Regions from separate parts of the Homo sapiens genome. Here all the other regions are linked to region 3. A link is a loop called in an ENCODE intact Hi-C map of the cell type or tissue named here. Cell type or tissue: B cell. All regions are shown on one strand. Region 1 overlaps HDAC9 (histone deacetylase 9). Region 2 has its middle 88 kb from the start of MIR1302-6. Region 3 overlaps HDAC9 (histone deacetylase 9). Region 4 overlaps HDAC9 (histone deacetylase 9).

What was found. Peaks named below come from ENCODE experiments on the same cell type or tissue, not always from the same donor. Only the 100,000 strongest peaks of a DNase experiment are listed, where the experiment ranks them.
Region 1: a loop joins it to region 3, with 2.3 times the contacts of the local background. A loop is called at or near these places in 40 of 110 quality-filtered maps.
Region 2: a loop joins it to region 3, with 7 times the contacts of the local background. A loop is called at or near these places in 2 of 110 quality-filtered maps.
Region 4: it touches region 3 in a loop (2.7-fold over the local background); 2 of 110 quality-filtered maps call a loop at or near these places.

The regions. Positions count from the first base shown.
Region 1 is chr7:18,587,885-18,592,884 of GRCh38, reverse strand. HDAC9 (histone deacetylase 9) reads right to left here. Exons shown (of 26, transcript NM_178425.4): 4 at 2,399-2,549; 5 at 1,243-1,369. Among named protein-coding and RNA genes, the nearest start is that of HDAC9, 95 kb to the right of the region's middle. In B cell, a CTCF peak has its summit at 1,958 (motif pointing left); a DNase peak (open chromatin) is centred at 2,484; H3K4me3 peaks cover 270 bases; H3K27ac peaks cover 881 bases.
Region 2 is chr7:18,213,204-18,218,203 of GRCh38, reverse strand. It overlaps a transcript of HDAC9 not described here. Among named protein-coding and RNA genes, the nearest start is that of MIR1302-6, 88 kb to the right of the region's middle. In B cell, no CTCF peak of the experiment used is centred here; a DNase peak (open chromatin) is centred at 2,563; H3K4me3 peaks cover 530 bases; H3K27ac peaks cover 830 bases.
Region 3 is chr7:18,664,216-18,669,215 of GRCh38, reverse strand. It overlaps HDAC9 (histone deacetylase 9), which reads right to left. Exons shown (of 26, transcript NM_178425.4): 12 at 2,740-3,003. Among named protein-coding and RNA genes, the nearest start is that of HDAC9, 170 kb to the right of the region's middle. In B cell, CTCF peaks have their summits at 2,681 and 2,888 (motif pointing right); a DNase peak (open chromatin) is centred at 2,905; H3K27ac peaks cover 1,229 bases.
Region 4 is chr7:18,564,692-18,569,691 of GRCh38, reverse strand. The region is part of intron 2 of HDAC9 (histone deacetylase 9); the gene reads right to left. Among named protein-coding and RNA genes, the nearest start is that of HDAC9, 71 kb to the right of the region's middle. In B cell, no CTCF peak of the experiment used is centred here; a DNase peak (open chromatin) is centred at 2,671; H3K4me3 peaks cover 453 bases; H3K27ac peaks cover 3,188 bases.

The DNA of each region.
Region 1 (5,000 bases), 76 kb after region 3:
GACTTTAATTTTGAATTATGAATTAGCTATAAATTATGTGTGTAGTTTTAGGTAACAAAATCGTGTTTCTTTTTAAATCATTCGTGATATTGATTGAATATTTGAAATTGTTTTTCAGAGATTTGTTTTTCATGTCAACTGATATACATGACAGAAATTATGAAAATCATTAAAAAGTATTTATAAAACATTATGGTATCTGTCTGTTACCTGTTTTGGGATGCAGAGAAGGGCGGATACCTATAAAATAGCCTTATAAGTACATTAACTCTTTAAATAGAACTCCCAGGCTGCTTACAATATTAATATAACAGAGTAATCAAGTACTATTCCTATCTTTAATGGTGTGAGGGATTGAAAAATATATAAGTGTAAAAATATATGGTCATTTGGCAAACACTTCTAAGAAAGAAATGAAACTATTATCTATTAGTTTATTATCCATATATGATTTGCCTATCAGTTCTTTGCCCTGAGTTTTAAAATCACCACATCCTCTATATTTTATTGAAATATTTGTGTATTGGACTTACAGAAATACAGTTCTATAAAAACCACAATACCACAGTGTATTATGTTGTCAGGTTGTGTGTCAGGAGCCAAGCTATTATTTTGCTGTCTGGGAAGAAATGAAGTGAGGTGGGCAGGGGTAAACTATTCACTGAAGACTTAGAGTTATTTATTTAGCAACCTCTCAACTTCCCTTCCCTACCCTCCCTTATCTTCCTTTCTTCCTTCCTTTTTTCTTCATTTGAGACAAAATTCTACTAGATTTTTGAAAATAGCTCTGACCTCCATCTTACACCAAGTCAAGTGTAATAAAATCACAATCTGCTAAACCTTTTGAAATTACTATATAGATACCAAATGCACCAGTTGAGAATGGAAAAATGCAAAATACAAATTTCTTTGCCCACCTCACATTTGTCAGTTATTCATTCATCAAAGAACATATATACTTCCTTGCCCTCAAGTTGATAAATGCTACCATTTATTTAGCACTTCTCTCTGTTATGTACCTTACCATGTTATTTTATAGGACCGTGCCAGCAACCCTAGAGGGCATGCACTATTATTTTCCTCTTTTTATGGAGAAGGAAACTGATCCTTAGAGAACTGAAGGAACTTGCCCACAGCCAGACAGCTGAGAAATGGCAGGCTAAGGATGTGTACCCAGGTCGGCTAAATACAGAACCTGTGTTCTTTACCCCAGGAATGAAAACAGCCAAACACTGAACATACGTGTACCAGAGCTTGGGATGGCGGCTCACGGAATGATTTTTTCCATTAGTTGGAGTGTCTTTCGTTGCTGATTTACTCAGTAGGAACTCTTGAAGCTTCTGCTTTACTTCTGTACTTGCCACTGCCCCTGAAATACACACACACACACACACACACACACACACACATACACACACAGAAACAGATGTTGATGGTGAGTTTTGTCCTCTCATGCCTCTAGAATATTTGACAAAGATTAAGAAGTAAAATCGCTGGTCACAGCACATAAAGTTTTCCTATTAAAAGAAGAAACCACAGTCCAAATATGCTTTAGAAAATAGTACAGTAATGCTTTATAAATACTACTTAAATTGCAAATTTTCAAAAGACTTTCAGCTATTTCTTTAATTACTTTTGCAAAGAGGGAATTCCCAAAATCAACTTTTTTAAGTTTAAAAAATACTGCAGAGGAACAAAACACTGTATTTTAATAATCAAGTTATCTTGAGGGATTAGATCCATATTAAATCCCTTAAACACATTAAAATAATCTTTTCTGAGTTGCTAGTTTGAAAACCTTAGTTTTTAAAAAAACCCTTTGAGCATTAAACAAATAAATATTGCTGACAATTCCAGTTCAAGTCATCAAATTTTAAACTTTGCTACGACCTGATTTTGAACTGACCTAATACAGGGGAATTATTTGGATCTGTCTCCCTCTTGTGGATAGTTCTTTTGCATGTGTTATGTCTTAAATCTTCTCAAAGTTTGAGTATGCCAAAACTAAATGGAGGCAAGGCTTTACTTAGAGAGCAATTATTACTTGGCCAGGAGTAAGGAAGGCATAGTCAGGAGATGTGGATACAAGCTGATTATTAAACAAGATGGCATATATTAGACTGCTTTAGAATTACATTATTTTTAAGGTTCAAAACAACAGAAATCAGCACCTTTGCCAGATAATGTTACGTTTGCTTCTTGAGACGCTCTGCAGACTCAATGATGTGAGCTGGTATGTAAATGTCAAAACTTTACAGTTGGGTCTGTAATCTATGCTTTTAATTAAACACAGATAATTTTGACGAGTCTAACCGCACTCTTTATCAGGCTTTGTTCTGAATAATGATCAGCTAACGATGAGGAAAGAGAGTCCATCGTTTACCCTGGTGCCTCTTACTTTCTCGTCCTCTATCTTTGCCTCTGAGAGGAGGAAGCTGCTGTTCTCTGCGATGCCTCTCTACTTCCTGTTCTTGCCTCTGCTGCTCCAGTTTCTGCTCCTTTTCTAGGAGTTCTTGTTGCTGTTTTATGGCTAGAAGTTCCTGTTGCAACTTGCGAGAAGAGAAAGACATGAGAGTGTGCAATTTCTTTAGGCTTCATAGTCATCACTGACCAAAACTGAAATGTTATGAGCTTTTGGAACTTGTTTGTATTTAGTTCATATTTGTACCCACTTTTTCTGTAAATCATTGAAATCTAAGGACAAGCAACTAATGCAGTGAAGGTCTTAACGTCATCAACAGGCAAGTTTTAGGTAGCTCCATTATCTGTGCATCCCTATCAAAACTAACTGTTAAATTCACTCAGGTCTTCCCATTTCCTTTAATTAAATCTTTAGTTCCCTTAATGACTTTTCTTTGAACATACAAACAGGAAAAGGTAGGGACTGCCCAGAAGCCTATTTTACAAAGTCCCTCACATTATAAATGAACAACTGAAATCTTCCATTCTTAGCCTAAAAAATGGTGTAAAAATAATCAACGCAAATACAGAATGGTGAGATATTAAATTAATTTGGGGGAAGTTTACCTGAAGTAAACAAATGCTAAAAATTTCAAAATCTTACAGAGCAAGTTCTCAATAGACTAATGCAATGTATATATTCATAATATGTAGAATATATTATATACATATAGTCTCTCAAAATATCAAAATAGCAGAAGCTTTATTCTTTCATTCAGCACATAAAAGCTTTTAGATTAAAGACACTGGTCAAGAAGAAACCACTTCCACAAAACTTCATTTTAATGCACTATTGTTTAGCTTTCTGAATCCCTTGAATTCACTCTCAAACAATGAATGACATGAATATGATGCATTCTTGCACTCTTTTTTATTTTTATTTTTATTCTTGAGACAGGGTCTCACTCTGTTGCCCAGGCTGGATTGCAGTGGCACCATTATAGCTCACTGCAGCCTCAATCTCCTGGGCTCAAGCGATACTCCCACCTTAGCCTCTTAAGTTGCTAGGATTACAGGCATATACAACCACTCCTGGCTAATTTTTTAAAATTATCATTTTTAGTGGAGACAAAGTCTTGCCATGTTCCCCAGGCTAGTCTCAAACTCCTGGCCTCAAGTGATGCTCCAACCTTGGCCTCTCTAACTGCCGGGATTACGGGTGTGAGCCACCTTGCCCAGCCTGAAGCATTCTTTTTTAATAGCCATCTTGAGATGTCTATTTCCACTCAGACTGAGAAATATATATCTATGAACTATAGTAAATGTGCACACTGAGGAGTAACTAAAGACCTTGAGTTCTCCTTAGGTTCTGACATTAGTAGATATGAAATCCGGACAAGTTACTAAACTACTCGGAGCCATACTTCCTCATATGTAAGAGAGAGAATATCTCTCTTCAGCCGCATATTCATAACGTACATAAAATTTAGTTTTTAAGTTTGAACCCTACTGATTTTAATTATTATTATTATAGGTTGGGCATCCCTAATCTGAAAATCCAAAATCCTAAATGCTCCAGCATCTGAAATAGTTTGAGCACTGACATGATGCCACAAGTGGAGAATTCCATACCTGACCTCATGTGATGAGTTCCAGTCAAAATGCAGGCACACAGCACAAAGTTTAGTCAGCTTCACCATGGGAAAAAAGACCCTTCCAGCCCCCTTTCAGCTGCAATATATTTTTTTCACACACGCCCAGATTCCCCCACATAAGCACACCCACAAAAGATAACAAAATGGTGTGTGTGTGGGCAAGACATGCCAATGGCATGTTCCTCACATTCAGACTCAGCAACAACAGTGATGCCAAACAACCAGAGATTGTCCACATGGGTGGCTGAGACAATGACACCTTTCCTTTCTGATGGTTCAATGTACCCAAACTTTGTTTGAAGCACAAAACTATTGGAAATATTGTATAAAATTACCTTCAGGCTATGTGTATAAGGTGTATATGAAATATAAATGAATTTTATATTTTTGACTTGAGTCCCATCTCCAAGACTCTCATTATGTACAGATATGTAAATATTCCAAAATCCAGAAAAAAAAATCCAAAATCTGATATATTTCTGGTCCCGGGCATTTCAGATAAGGGATACCCAACATGTGTTTGTAACTTTCAATACTAATGAAATTAGTAAATTTTGTTTTTTACATTAGGTGCCTAAAACTCTTGATTTTACACCAAAAAGTAATAGAACAAAAATAAAAAGCTATTATATGGAATGGCATCAGAGTCACTCTGGAGCAACAGGAAGCTAACTCTGTATATCAACCATAATAGCCTTATTACTCCCAGAAGGACATAGTTAGAAGCATTTCTGGTTACTCTTCATATTAAAATCTTTGGTGTTTTGGCTTCAATACACTCCCTTAATGGGTGTTATTATTCCATTGTAATGAAATAATATTCCATGGTAGCAGAAGGAATGCTTAAATTCTGCCTTACTGTTAAATTCTATATAGATACTTGGGTTGGTCAAATTAATTTGGTGCTTCACCCAAAGCCCCAATGTATTTGAACTTTAATCTTTC
Region 2 (5,000 bases), 450 kb after region 3:
CCAAACTGCTAGAATTATAGGCACAAGTCACTGCACCCAGCCAGTATGTAACTTCTGAAAGTAGTTCATAAAAGACATTGTAGCTTCCACTTTACTCTGTCTTGGATCACTCACTCTGCAGCAAGAAGTGGCCCACATGGCAAAAAAACCAACATCTTTTGCCAATAGCCAGTGAGGAACTAAGGCCTCCAGTCAATAGCCATGTGAGTGAATCATTTTTGAAATGGGTCCTCCAGCCCCATTCAAGCCTTCAGATAACAGCAGCTCCAGCCCACAGCCTGACTACTACTTTAGGAGAGACACAGCAAAAATGGCCCAGTTAAACCTCTCCCAGATTTCTGACCCTCAGAAACTGTGTGAGAAAATTAATGTTTGTCATTTTAAGTTGTTAAATTTTAGGGTAATTGTTACATAGCTAAGCATGTTTCTCTATATTTTCCAAATATCCACGGATAACTTGTACTGCTTTTAAAATCAGAGAATAAACTGCCATTTTAAAACACTAGACATTGTCAATGCAATCCTAATACAGATTTTTAAGATTAATTCCAGTGTTTCAATTTGTCAAGCTAAATGTTTCCGAAGGATTCTCACATGGATAGCACACCTATGTTAGTTGGTTCAACTCCATATTAAATGTTCCAGTTACAGTAAATTAGCAAACTTTAAAAGTACCCAAAAAGGTCCTTTGAAAATAAAAAATAAGAGAAAATAAGAAAGCTAAATATTCAATGCAAATACCTTTTAAAAAAGTGAACAAACTATATCTAAGGAAAGCAAGAGGAAAAAATAATAAAGATAAAAACAGTTGTTAATTTCAAATACTAAAATATTACATTCCAGTAAATAAAGCCAAAAGTATTTGGAGAAGGAAAAAAGAGGAAAACAAAAGGCAAATCTTAATATTCAAGAAAAAGATAAAATAGTAAAGTAACAAAAGGGGGATGAAAAACACAGAAAAGAATAAAAGAATTATAAAGAATATTATGTATAGTTGGTTGTTAAAGAATGAATTTTAATAGTTCAATAAAATTAAAAGATCATCCCAGCTGAGTAGAATATATAAACCCTAAAGAGATGAACAGTTCTAGAAGAAATTTAAGTAAACAACTATTGTCAAATAAACCTGACTGATTTTTTGCGTGGATTCTTTTAAACATTGAAGGAATGGAAAAATATGGAATTTTTTAAAAATCTGTTTTAGAATGTTACATTCTGCTAGTTGATATGGTAAGTCAATACGGTTTTAAAAAAAAGTCCCTTCCTCAAGATACTTTACTGTCCTCCTTTGTAAAACTGTCATAATAACTATGCAAATGACAATATTATAGGTGGCAGTGTACAACTTGTATAATCATAAGTGATGGGCCTAGTAACCCTGACACTAAAACCTGAAAACCAGCTGACAAAACAGAAAACTATCATTCAGTATCACAAATATAGAGGCAAAAATGCTAGATGAAATACATTCCAAACCCAACAGCATATTAAATAATAATAAAACATGTCCAATTGTGTTTACATCAGAAATCCCAGAATGGTTTAATACTAGGTAATCTACTAATGAAGTTACGACATCAATAGGTCAAAATATGTTAAAACAGAACCTATCCCTGCATGCTAAATAACATGCAGTCATCTCAATACATGTGCATAGGCCAGGGTAGTTCTATAATATAATAAAGATTCCCTATCTTTAACTTACAATGAGCACCTTATTAAACATTTAGCAGAGTTGTTTCCAACAAAACCAGATGTACAGATGCCTATCACCAACATTAGGAAGAAACTGTAACATTCTTACCAATACGATAGAAAAAGAACTAAAATTTGAAAATATTGGGATGGCAGATTATGTATACTTATAATATTACTGATTATCTAATAAAAATAAGAGATTTCAGTGAAATCCATGAACTTTAATGAGATTTTGTTAAACTTTCAAATATGCCAATAAGAACAGTTGGAAAACTTTCTGGGAAAAGCTCCAACTAACCAACTAATCAATCAACCAATTAATCAATCTCTCTGTTCTATCTCTCAAACTCTCTCTGTCTCTCTCTCTCTCTCTCTCACACACACACACACACACACACAGACACGCAGGCACACACATACACACATACATTTCATGCTGCATACACCTAAAAATAAAATTGTGGTATTTACTGAAAAAAGAAAGGAAGGGTGCCTTCTGAAGAGGTGCGAGACGAGAGAAGCCATAGTGAAGAAATGACACAACTCTAGAAAGCCATCATGCATATGAATATGATATACCAGATGAATGACTTCTTTCTTTATGAGAAATGTTTCAGAAATTGTCTAAATATGTATTTATATGATTGACAAAAACAGCTTGGAATATGCCAATGGTGCCCAAGGGTATATAACAAACATTTTCAGCCCAATGCTTATCTTTTCTTCAGGAAGACCAAGGCAAGAAAGACCCCCATGAGATGAAGTAAATACGTTTTCCTTTCATCTACTATTTCCTTTGGAGTCACTAACCTTCAAAAGCCCCACTATTCGGGGACTACATTTTATGTCACAAGAGAGCAGTGCCCCCTTTTGGTGCCAAATGCCAAAAGTTCTTTGAGGGCAAGGACACAGTCACTTCTGCAGATCCTCAACACTGCCACATAAAATCATTTAAGCAAAGCAAACTATTAAGCTACCAATCCTTCACATGGTAAAAGAGGAACAATTTACCCACATTAGCATAAACATGGATACATTTGGCAAAGATCACTTTTCATGTATCATGTTCTTTTCTTGAACACCAACTATAGGACCTTACATGCTAACAGAAAACTGATGTATATTAATTGAGTGCATAGGCCTTGTTGGCTCTTTCTAACACAAATCTCTTGACATAAAGAAAGGACCGGGACTTTCTCTAGAACTAATATGTCTATAATGTCTCTCATCTAATGATATCAAAATGCTTTTTTCGACTGGCCCACGGAGGTATCAGATTTCATATTCAAATCTAGATCTTGCGTACAACTCTGTGAAATATGAAAAATAGAGTTCAGTAATTGTTTGGATATAAAATTGTCTAATAGAATAGGGTAGAATAGAATAATCCATTTATTAGAAAGGAATATTATCTGTTTCTCCCTTTCATTTCCAAGAAACAACAAATAACACCAACTCTTTGCTAACAAACAGCATAAGCCCATTATCATACCATAGTACTTAAGTATAAACTGTTCTATTATTTTATGGTATCTTTCAAGAAGTACCATTTTATAGCTGCAAATGAAAATAATACCAACAGTATGCTCTTCCAAAATAGTCAAAAGTAATAAGATCTTTTCCATGCCCCCATCAGTTTGCTTTGAGTGGACAGAACCATAACAAAGAGGTCTTTTTATAAACAATGCTTTGCTTTATTTCCTGCTACCTATGACAGAATTTGCAGGTATGCCCTGCTGCATTCACTAATGAATTTATCTCACTTTGTTAAATAAAAACATAAAGGTATTATTTTGCTTTTGTAAATGTTATACACATTATATATAAGCTTATATATAATGGCTATCATATATTATATATAAGTTTCCTATGCTGTTTCATATCACACAAGTGCTTACCAATTTCTTCAATTACTACCCATCAGTGTAATTCTTAACTATATACTGGAAAAGCATCAAAGTGAGATTTTTTCCCCAGCAGTATGAATTATTTTTAAAGCACATCAGTTATAATTCATCTAACAAGGTGGGATGAGAGAGATCAGACTCTTTCACATACAATCTGAGCTTAAAATAAATGCTAAGAAGCAATACTGTAAATTCCTTGAAGTATATGAAGATGGCCAGAGGCATGCATTTACCTCTGAAAAAGCAGCCCTAGTTAGGTCAAATGCCAATTTTCATAGCTTAATGGGTGGAATTAAAGATCCTGAGCCAGACACACCATTAATACAAGAGTAGCTTCAAATTCTGGCTGTAATACTTTCTGTATGATGTTGAATAATCATCATTCTAGTGATAATTCTAGAACAATTATACTCTATTAATATAAAAATGTTATATTAATAGTGACATCCTTATCTGCAAAACAGAATAAAAATATATACCTTATAATACTATGTTGTAGTGAGGCTTAAATGCAATAATGTATAAAGTGATTAGCATAGTTCCTGGTAAGAGTAAATAAACCTGTAGCTACTATTATAATGATGTTTATGTTCTAATATCACTTATCCTGGAAATGAAATACCCTCTCCTCTTAAACTGGGGAAGGAAAAAAACAACTGCTGGGTGATTACTAAACTTACAAAGCTGGAAGGACTGGAATTATGGAAAAATTATGACTCAAGAGATCCTTCAAAGGTACTTCACAGTCTGTTACATGATGCCTGGTAGACATGTCTCAAGAAATAAAGCACAGAATATTTCAATTCCTGTAATGGGAAACCAGGGCTTAAATACGCTTTTCCAAGAAGTGGTGCCACCAGTGAAAATGGAAGAATTGATAGTTTCACATCTCCTAAAAGTAGGCTGTATCTGAGTTTAGGTCTTACAGTGTGAATAGCTTACACATTTAGCTTTACTATTTTGTCTGAATAGGAGCTGAATAAAATTAGAATTCAGCCAATATCAGTGACTACGTTTGCAGTCCTCAGCTGATGAAAATCAGTCATGGCTACATAAGACTAACAGAGAAAATTTCTTCTCAAAGAATACGATCATAAAAGAAAAATCCCAAGAACTACCACATTAATAAGCATCTGTAAGCAAGCAATAATTCAGTAACTATTATCAGAGTTTATAGTAATTAGACATGGGTAGAAGAAAGTTAAAAATTAGCTAAACCATCTTTCTACACGTAAAGCAACATAATTTCAAATATGAAAAATCCTGGTCTCTTATATATACATGAGGTTGTAAGGAGAAAAATGGAGGGGGAGGTCATGAATACTGCTCATCATTCTCTAAATGCCAAATTGAAAAATTAATCACTGGCATACAATAACTTTTGAACAGTACTCT
Region 3 (5,000 bases):
AAAATAATTTTTTAAGTTGAGCAAAGTTAGGAACTGACATCTATTTAGATAAAGTTTTATATTTAGAAGTTGACATTTTAATTTAAATACCAAACATGATAACATATCATGAAAAAGTTTACACTGGCAAAAGGAAAATGAAACAAATTTTACATGTGTTAGCTATTTGAAAATTTTGGATGTAAATAGTTGAAAGTCATTATTGCTGAATTTATTGTTTTTAATGGTATTAGATGTAACTGCTCAAAATGTCTTTATTTTCTTGTTTCAACAAAGACTGGCAATGTATTTTGATATATGAGATCTAGTGTGCAAGCTTCAACTTCGATTAAATACGGCAAGTTTACACAAAGCCAAGTGTATGAAAGGGGATCTTTTAAAAAAAACTTTATTTGAGAAAGGAAGAGACTTATAACAGAAGGCAAGAAGGGAAACATACAAACAATATATTTACAACACAAAACAAGAGATCACCTTCAAGGGTGTAAATTATAATAAATACAGTAGATTTTAAAAGAGACATTTATCAATTAATTCTAAGATTATTTAAGTCCAGCTTTCCTTTTCACTGGTTCCAGGTAGTTTCTTGATTAAATTCAAAGACTATCAAATTCAAACAATTAACGTCCACCAACTGTACTGATGAAACTCTCTCAAATGACATTATAAAAAATAGTTTTTTTTGTTTGTGATTACATATCTTTGAAGTAATATTATACAAAAGTCTGCTCAGCCACATGTTCCTCCCCAAATAAAATGTATTTTAAAAGATGCACTATCCCTTTTTTATGAGATTGAAAAAAGACTTTGAAGAAAATGAATATTTATGAGATGGAAAAAATATACAATTTTATCTTAGGCATGCCATATTTTTAATGCAAAACAACTGACAAAAAGTCATTTTAATATGAAGGAATATACTAACCAAAATATGTTGGTGATAGGGAGTGTTCCTATTATAGCTATTTGTCAAATTATCAGAAGGACTTTCATTATGTGGAAAACTTTTAAACTTTCTAACTTCTAGTTATGTTAATTTAATTTGAATGGAGACTTTTTAAAAAAGGATAATGTATCTTTAGCAGTAACATTTTTAAAGAAATATTTTTAAATGTCACAGCAAAATGTAAACAACACGTGCCAATAACATACAGTTGAACAATGTCTACATTTGGCAAAACTGCTATATCTCCTTTGAAATAGGATACTACACCTTGAAATACCTCGGATTTAGAAATATAAATATTTTAATAGAAAAAACCTCACAAAGATTCTAGGTCAATTTGGATTATCCATATTAAAGGGGTCTTAATACAACGAACCTTTAACTAGCTTAACAAAAGTAAACCTATAAAACAAGGTAAACATATCAAAAGGGAATATGAAGGAAATGTTCCAGTGAAAAGCTTCCGTAACAATTTCCCTACTTGTGGTGTTATTTTCTTAGACAATAAATCAATTCATAGAGTGCCCTTTAAAAACAGAAAGAGTAAAGCACTATCCTCAGATTTTTTTTCCTACATTCCTCAGTACATGAATCACTTGGACTTCCTGTTTCCACAAGGCATTTCCTGTTCACCCTCACAGAATCACTTTTCTGTAGGAGAACAGCAGGAACCTGACAAAGAACTGACTTGAATAAACAGTGTCTTCTGTTGCCTTCAAAGTTGTTTGTATTTTATAGCATCAAAGGACATAGTCCTCCTGAAGGTGCATTATATACAAGTAAATTTTTTTGTTAAACCTATCTTTTCTAATTGTTATTTGCCAGAATGTTACGGTATATGCCCATGTCATTATGGAATTATACTTAAGAGATTCTAGTGACAATATAAAATATGATACACCTTCTTTTCAAACTGATTTTGACTTGATATCAGATAATATTCATCCTGTTACTGTGTTTTTTGCAATTGTAGACACAATATTGTATCTGATTGGACCATAATGCTGCACATTACTTCTCACTAACATTTGCATCTGCTTCATTTGCTCTTTTTTGATAGACAGTGTCATCAAATTACACAAAATAAAAGTAAAATGAGCAGTGCTATGTGAGACATAATCTAATATTTAAAGTAGTGCTGCAATTTGCATCTATATATTTAAAACCACCTGTATTCCTAATATGTTCAATTGCAACCTACACAATAACCTAGGACTACTGGCATGGTGACCAGAACATTTCTACTTAACTAAAAAAAGAGAGAGGAAGGAAGGGGCAGACTACCTTTAACAGTGTTCAAGACTATAGTATGATACATTATGTACAGTGATGTGAAAATTAAATTCTAGATGTTGCAAAAAATCAAAAACTAATCGAATGCTTCATTGATCAGACTGGGAGACTATCCAGCAGTCACTGATCTCAACACATAAACTCAAAATAACAGTGAATTTGTTTTCTTTAGAAGTAATTGGTGTAGCAGGCTTTGGGATAAATTTAAAGCCTATTAACTGCTCAGATATTATGTATCATAATTTTAGTATAACAGGTATTTCCTTACCAGTGGATTTTCAATGAAACATTGATATCTATATAGAGATCAGTATATAGAAAGACCTCTATATAGATATATACATATATCTGCATTAGGTAGAATCCTTAAACACTGAACTCAAATCATAGAGAAATATAAACTGATAGGAAATCATATCCATTTACCAAACCTGCAATGCATTTCATGTTCAGATAATGACTTTAATTACAAATCCTGGAGCTAAATCTTTGCCTATTACCTGTTGCATAAAAGCAGCCTGCTCCCCAGATTCCATTTCCTGGATCTGAGCATCTTCATCACTGTCCACTGGTTCCTCCTTGACCTTCACAGCCCCAACTTGTCCCAGTGTGTCATCCACACAAGCACTGCTGTCGCTCCTAGTGCTGTTGCCACTAGAGGGCGCTCTGTCTTCCTGCATCGCCTGGTCCCCCTGAAGCTCTTCCTCTGCTTCCTCAAGGTGACTGCCTGGTTGCTTCAGTTGTTCAATAGATTTCGAAAGCAGCTAGAAGAGAGTGTTCAGGGGTTCAAAATTCAGTAGTTCTTCATGGTAACAGAGAAGCAAATTACACTTTGATTTCTAATAACTCATACACTGTGATTTCTAATCATTGAACATAAATTTCAGAATGAACTTGTAGGCAACAAGTTTCCTCAGTAATACTAAATCTAAAGTAGTCCCATTATTCCATATTGTATGGGTCCAGTAGGCAGTGAATAAGGTCTTTAAGTGTTGGATTGTTTTTTCTTTTTAATGGATCACTCTTTAATGCAGTTAGAACATGGTGTAGAAAAAGGTAAATAAACTATCCATGGAAACCCTGAAACTTTCAAAAGGACATGTTTTGAAAGTTGAACCTGGGAATAATACTTTTCTCAAAAGATAAAGGGGGTGATAAAAAATGTTGTCAATATCATTTTTCAACGAATGTTAAACGCTATGAAAGCCAGAACACAAATGCTAATAGTCTTTGTCTAATTTTCTTGTACCTATACAGAGAAACGACAGTCAAATGAAAAAGCATCTTCTTATATATATTTGTAAGAACTAGAAATATTTATTTTGATATTCTGAACTTTAAAGAGGTGTATGATTTAAAAAAAATTAACAATAAGATGTTTTATGAACAGACTCAAATGGAAATTAAATATTAGAAAAGAATCAGGAAATTATTTTTTAATTTGGAAATCATTATTTAGACATTTTATTTATTTTATAAATTAGATTGAACTTAGTTTTCAGAAGTCAATGAATTAACTGCTTAATGATTTTAAAAGATAACTGACAATATGCCTAACTTAAACAATAGCAAAATATCATAACATGAAAGCTCAATAAATGGGGAAAAAGTCTCAAGATTATTTTGTCTCACACTGGTCATTTGTTTTATTTCACAGTGGCCCTGTGGACCAAATCATCTGCAGACCTTGAACTGTGTTTTCAAGAGTTGCTAAGTTTTCTGCTAAGTCAGTGCCTATGTAAGCAACATGCCAATTATTGTAACTAGCAGCACACTTATAATACTACCACCATAAACATGAATGCAGATTTTTCTTTGTCAAATTCATGCTTACCTCCCACTCACACATAATTACAAAATACATGTTTTAAAATGTGAATACTTAAGTACTCAGACTTAGATGGACACCTCAGCCTCTTTAGGCTTATAGACTTTCCTGCAGTCCACGCAACCTCAAATGGCCCTGAACACACTAACAAAGTCCTTTGATTTCACTGTAGGTAGATTTATTAGGAATTTTCATTCATTTGTTCAACAAATATTTACTGAGTGCCAACTATGTTCAAGACACCATGCTAAGCATTAGAAAAATAGCCACTGCTCTGCCCTCATGGAGCTTTTAGTGAATGTCTTAGAAAGCTTCAAATACTTATTCCTATTTTCAAGTATGACAAAATGCTTTGAAGAAAGAAACACAAGGTGTTATAAGAGCACATACTGCTTGGCATAGCAGTGGAAATGGGGATTGTTAAGGGAGTTAAGCTGAGGAAGTGTTATATTTAGGTTTAGACACAAAGAATGAAGGATGGAAAGGAGTAAGTTACATGTGTGAGGGGTGGGAAGCAGGGGCGGAAATAAGGGTGGGGAGCATTTCTGGTAGAAGGCAGAGTCTGTGGGGACTTTGGATTGGAAAAGGAGACCAGCGCATCTAAGTCACCAAAAGGCTAGTGGAGTTTGAGAACCAGAGGAACATGCCGAAAGATAATGTTAAAGTAGATGATACAATTTATAATATATTTGGGTGAAGAGTAAGAATCTAGAGAAATAAAATATAACTTAGGAAAAACACATATAAGACCTAAATATCACCAAAGTAAGTCAGACAAGATCAAGCTAAGAAAACATATACCAATCAAAACTCATATCACAATGAAGAAATTTGAATATGAATTTCCTTTGTGCCTACCATCTAACATCCATTGTTACTGGGCAGTCGGGAGAAGGAGGACATTCATTTACTCATGGTTTAGATGACTTTAAG
Region 4 (5,000 bases), 100 kb after region 3:
TTTGGCATAAGAAAATGTAATAATTCTTCTCCATGGCTTCTATTTAATTAGACTGTCATTAGAATTTCTATTTCTGGCAGAACTCATAGTATCTGTTTATAGAATTAGCCAATATTGAGAAAACCATCAGCATTACAGAATGCTTCTCAATACTTTAAGCACAGCTCTGAGATATCAGTCTGTAATTTGAAGCCATACCTCTTTGTACAATCAAAAGTATAAGAAATTATTGAAAATATTTATAATGAAGGTAACTATGCAGAACAGGAGTTAGGAAACTGTGGCTCATGGGTCAAATCCAGCCTGCCTAATTTTTTATGGCCTGCAACCTAAGAATGATTGTTACATTTTTAATGGTTGGGAAAACAATTTTTTAAAGGAAAATATTTTGTGACATAAAAATATATGAAATTCAAATTTCAGTGTTTACAAATAAAATTAATTGGAACACAGCCACTCTCATTCATTGACTTACTGTGTATAGCTGCTTTTGCACTAAAAAGTCAGAATTGAATGCCACAGAGATAGTACAGGCTGCAAAATCTCAAATATTTATTATCTGCCCCTAACAGAAAGTTTGCGAACTCCTGAGAATCAATCTATAGCCAAATTTTATTTTATTTTATTTATTTATTTATTTTTTTGAGACAGAATTTTGCTCTTGTTGCCCAGGCTGGAGTGCAATGGCGTGATCTCGGCTCATTGCAACTTTCGCCTCCCGGGTTCAAGCGATTCTCCTGCCTCAGCCTCCTGAGTAGCTGGTATTACAGGTATGTGCCACCACGCCCAGCTAATTTTGTATTTTTAGTAGAGAGGAGGTTTCTCTATATTGGTCAGGCTGGTCTCGAACTCCCAACCTCAGGTGATCCACCCGCCTCGGCCTCCCAAAGTTCTGGGATTACAGGTGTGAGCCACTGCGCCCGGCCCAATTTTTATTCTCACATGGTGGGATGTCCCTGTGACAAACAAATTTCCAAGCTACCTCTCTGCTATAATGGTTGAATGAATTAGGTTAAAAATTATCATAGTGTATTTCATCTAAAATAAAACATAATTAGGAAATAGAACATGACAGGAGAACACCATATAAAACAAGTTCTAAGTATTTTCACTAGATTGATATACTAATTTTAGACTTTGTTGCTTGCTCTTCACAATACGCAGTCAACTGGAAAACAAAAATATAAATAAGAATGATGGCACTTTAAAATGAGCAACATATGCTGAGCGCTAGCTATGACTTTTGGATGGACTTTCTCTTTGAATACACAGCTTTACTATTATCCCCATTTCACAGACGAGAATAATGAGCACTAGACAGGTTACAGTTAGCTTTGCCATTGTCACATATACAATATTATTTTTCAGTGTTTTTTATCTTGCATATTTAATAATATGGTAAATATTAATTTAGAATGGTCCTAATGAAAGATCCTGTATAATATTCCATAGTAAAAGATTCAGGAGTGTTCTCCTAAATTATCTCTTTTTCCATGAGACAGAGATTGTATACCCTTCAATAAGCTACAAATAGAACAAATACTTATTGAATTGAAATTTCTTTTAATAAATTATAGCGAAAGACATACATAGACTGTTCCAATCTGTGCAGCAGTTGCTACATAATTCTAAGCTTACATATATATATATATATATATATATATACATATACATATATCCTGTATGTATAAACTAACAAGGCCCCAGTATATTTTATAGAAACCAACATTGGAATGGGTTTTGCAAAGGGATGGTTAGAAATTAAAGGATATTCTGCTTATTTGACATTTAAATGTTTGTTAATGTGTGGGTTGATATAGTTTATTCTGAATGTTTTAAAACCTTGAGGTTTTAAAGAAACATCTTATACACCTCAAAGCTGCAATAATAATACTACAAGTTTGGCTATCACCCTAGTAATAGATCTGTAGTCAAACCACTACAGAAATTTTGTGCTTCATGCAAGATAGTTCTGGTAGTTAGGTATTGTTTAAAAACTATGGGAAAAATATTTACCCAAATGTTGTTCCAGATATTAATGCAAATTTAAATTTATATAACCCAAAATCATAGGAAATACATTGCTAATCATAGAGCTTAGCAAAGGCATTCTGAATCAAATGGCTTCTGCTTATTTTCCACAAAATTTATAATATAACTTAGATTAGACCAGTAGAATATTCAGTAGCTAGAGAACACATTATACAAAATTTTAAGTTCAAGCTTTTAAAAAAATGCTTTAAATGAATTGCTTGGAATTTATAAATCTTGAAGCTAAAAAGGTAAGTATTATCATGGTTAAACAAAAGAAATGAGAGAACAACAAACAGTGCAATTTGTCTCTATGCTAAGGTAAATGCTCTTGTATAGGGGTTGTTATTCAGGTTTCCTCGCCTTGCCCAGTTAGGGGGGAGAAGTATAGCCATAGAACCCCATGCGATTCCTTAGTTCAACATAGAAATTCAACCCGCCACATCAGGCCTGTCTTGGTTAGATTTACGTAGGCGGTTCACTTGGGCTTATTCCCCTCGAGATAAATTTGGCATGCTGCAGGACATACTCAAAGCCAAGGTTCAAAAACTACTGGGCATGTCTGGAGAGCAGGTGGGGCTGGCACTGCAGATGTCTATTTGCATGAATGACTAAGGCACCACCTAAGAAAAACTCATCTTTAGCAAAGAGGAAGCTAGGCCTTGCGACACACTTGACCTGATAACCTCAGGACCTGAGGGAAGGTTTGATTCTGAACATACGGTATGGTACATCCTTCCTCTGTCTTCTCTCACCTCCAGGTCCTAGAGTACAAACCTACTACATCCACTACACTCCTCTGAAAATGCTTTACCAAACTCGTTGGTAACAAACCTTTGTCATCTTGCTTGATTCTCACAAGCATGGGATACAGTTGTTTTAAAGAACAAGTAATGAATAAATTAACATCTCTATCAGTCTACTCTCAATTGCTTGCTAATGCCCAATACCTTGTCAATGTAAAGAAACAGAATTTGGCAGAAAGAACACTGCGTCTCCAGTTCTAGTCTTGATTAGTCCACGTCTATGGATCCTGGGTTTCTCATGTATAAAACAAATAAAACCAGGGAGGTAAAACAGTGATTCCCAAGGCTTCCTCTACTGCCAAAGCTATTCCCTCCCCACCTAAAAATTGTGTGTATGTGTGTGTGATTTACTTTTTTAGTCTTTATCAGAAAGTATATCTCATGCAAAAGGCAACTGCTGTTGGCCTTCATTGACTTCTTTGGGTAAATCAATAACCACCATACATAATAGATTCTGATGTAAAGAAAGGGAGAGGTACTAGGAAGCAAGCGGGATCCCTACCAGATAAGAAATGATAGAGAATTGAAAGCAGGAACTCTGAAGAAAGCTTTATCTAATTAAAAACTACCCTAGGACAGGCTTTGCCTGATATATAAAATTCAGTTGTGGTCAAAATTGTTTTATTCCTTGATTGTGGTATTTGGAAACCTCTCCTCTAACTTTCCATAATAAATAGCAAAATATTACTTTCCATTTTCTCTCTCAATGAAAACACCACTTTCTACAATAGTTGCTTCTTAAGGGGGTGGAATGCACAAAAATATCTACTTTTTGTAATGTTACTTAGCAAAACAAGAATAGACATTTTCCTCACTTAAAAAGTTTTTACTATACAGTAATATAATACCCAGTTTGAGAAAAATCAGAAATATTATTCTGATCCTATGAAATGTGATGGTTATTCAACAGCTCCCACATTGCTTAATAAAGAAACAGAAAATTGCCCAGAATTAGAAACCACTAAGCCAATTAAAGTTGCCAGGGTAAAACTGAAAAAAAAAAAAATTATCCACATTATAAATATCTTAGAATACTTTTCTTTCTTTCTTTCTTTTTTTGGTTAACATAAAAAGATTTCATTACTTGCAAAGGCTTATATAAATAAAATTAAAACAACATCACCAATTTGCTTTTATTATTTCAGTGCATTTAGATATTTCAAAATGCACCTTTGTTTTTTGGCTGAAAGAATTCCCCACCCTTTTTTTTCTTTTTTTCTACAGAAGTACCCTACACTGTCCAAAATATGTAGTCCTGTTCAACAGCTAAAGAACTCTTCTCCTCCTCCCTCTCTAATTTGGCTTCAAGTCAAGGCTGTTTTTCTCATTCCAACTGTTTTGGACATATGCTGGCCCAACTAACAATGGTAAACACAGCAAGCTGTCTCTGATATGATGCTGATTAAGTAATCTTGTGAGCAAGTAGAGTTTGGATATTAAGATGCTGAGGAAAAAATTACTCACAGAAATTCTCTACCCTTTGAAAAATATTTGGATTCTTGATTTTACATTATATGATAAACAAACCATGGGATATTTTTTAAAAAATACATTTATTTGGCTGAGCACAGTGGCTCACGCCTGTAATCCCAACACTTTGGGAGGCTGAGGCGGGCGGACCACCTGAGGTTGGCAGTTTGAGATCAGCCTGACCAACGTGGAGAAACCCCGTCTGTACTAAAAATACAAAATTAGCTGGGTGTGGTGGCGCATGGCTGTAATCCAAGCTACTCGGAAGGCCAAGGCAGGAGAATCCCTTGAACCCGGGAGGCAGAGGTTGCGGTGAGCCAAATTGTGCCACTGCACTCCAGCCTGGGCAACAAGAGTGAAACTCCGCCTCAAAATAATAAATAAATAAATAAATAAATAAATAAATAAATAAATAAATAAATAAAATACATTTATTTGATGCTGGCTTAGGCATTTGAAATATGAAAGAGCCTAAGATGTGGTCATTACATTCATGGATTTTCCAGTTTAAAATAAGGGCAAGTAGAGGAAACAGTGGAAGCCCAAAGATGAGCTTAAAATAACATTCTAAAGACATTGCTTCATCTTACAGAAAAATAAAAAGGTATAAAATTGAAATTTTGAGGACTTTGAATAGTGTTTCAATAAAATCTAATGGTAAAATGTTAATACAAAAGTAGTCTCTTAACGAAA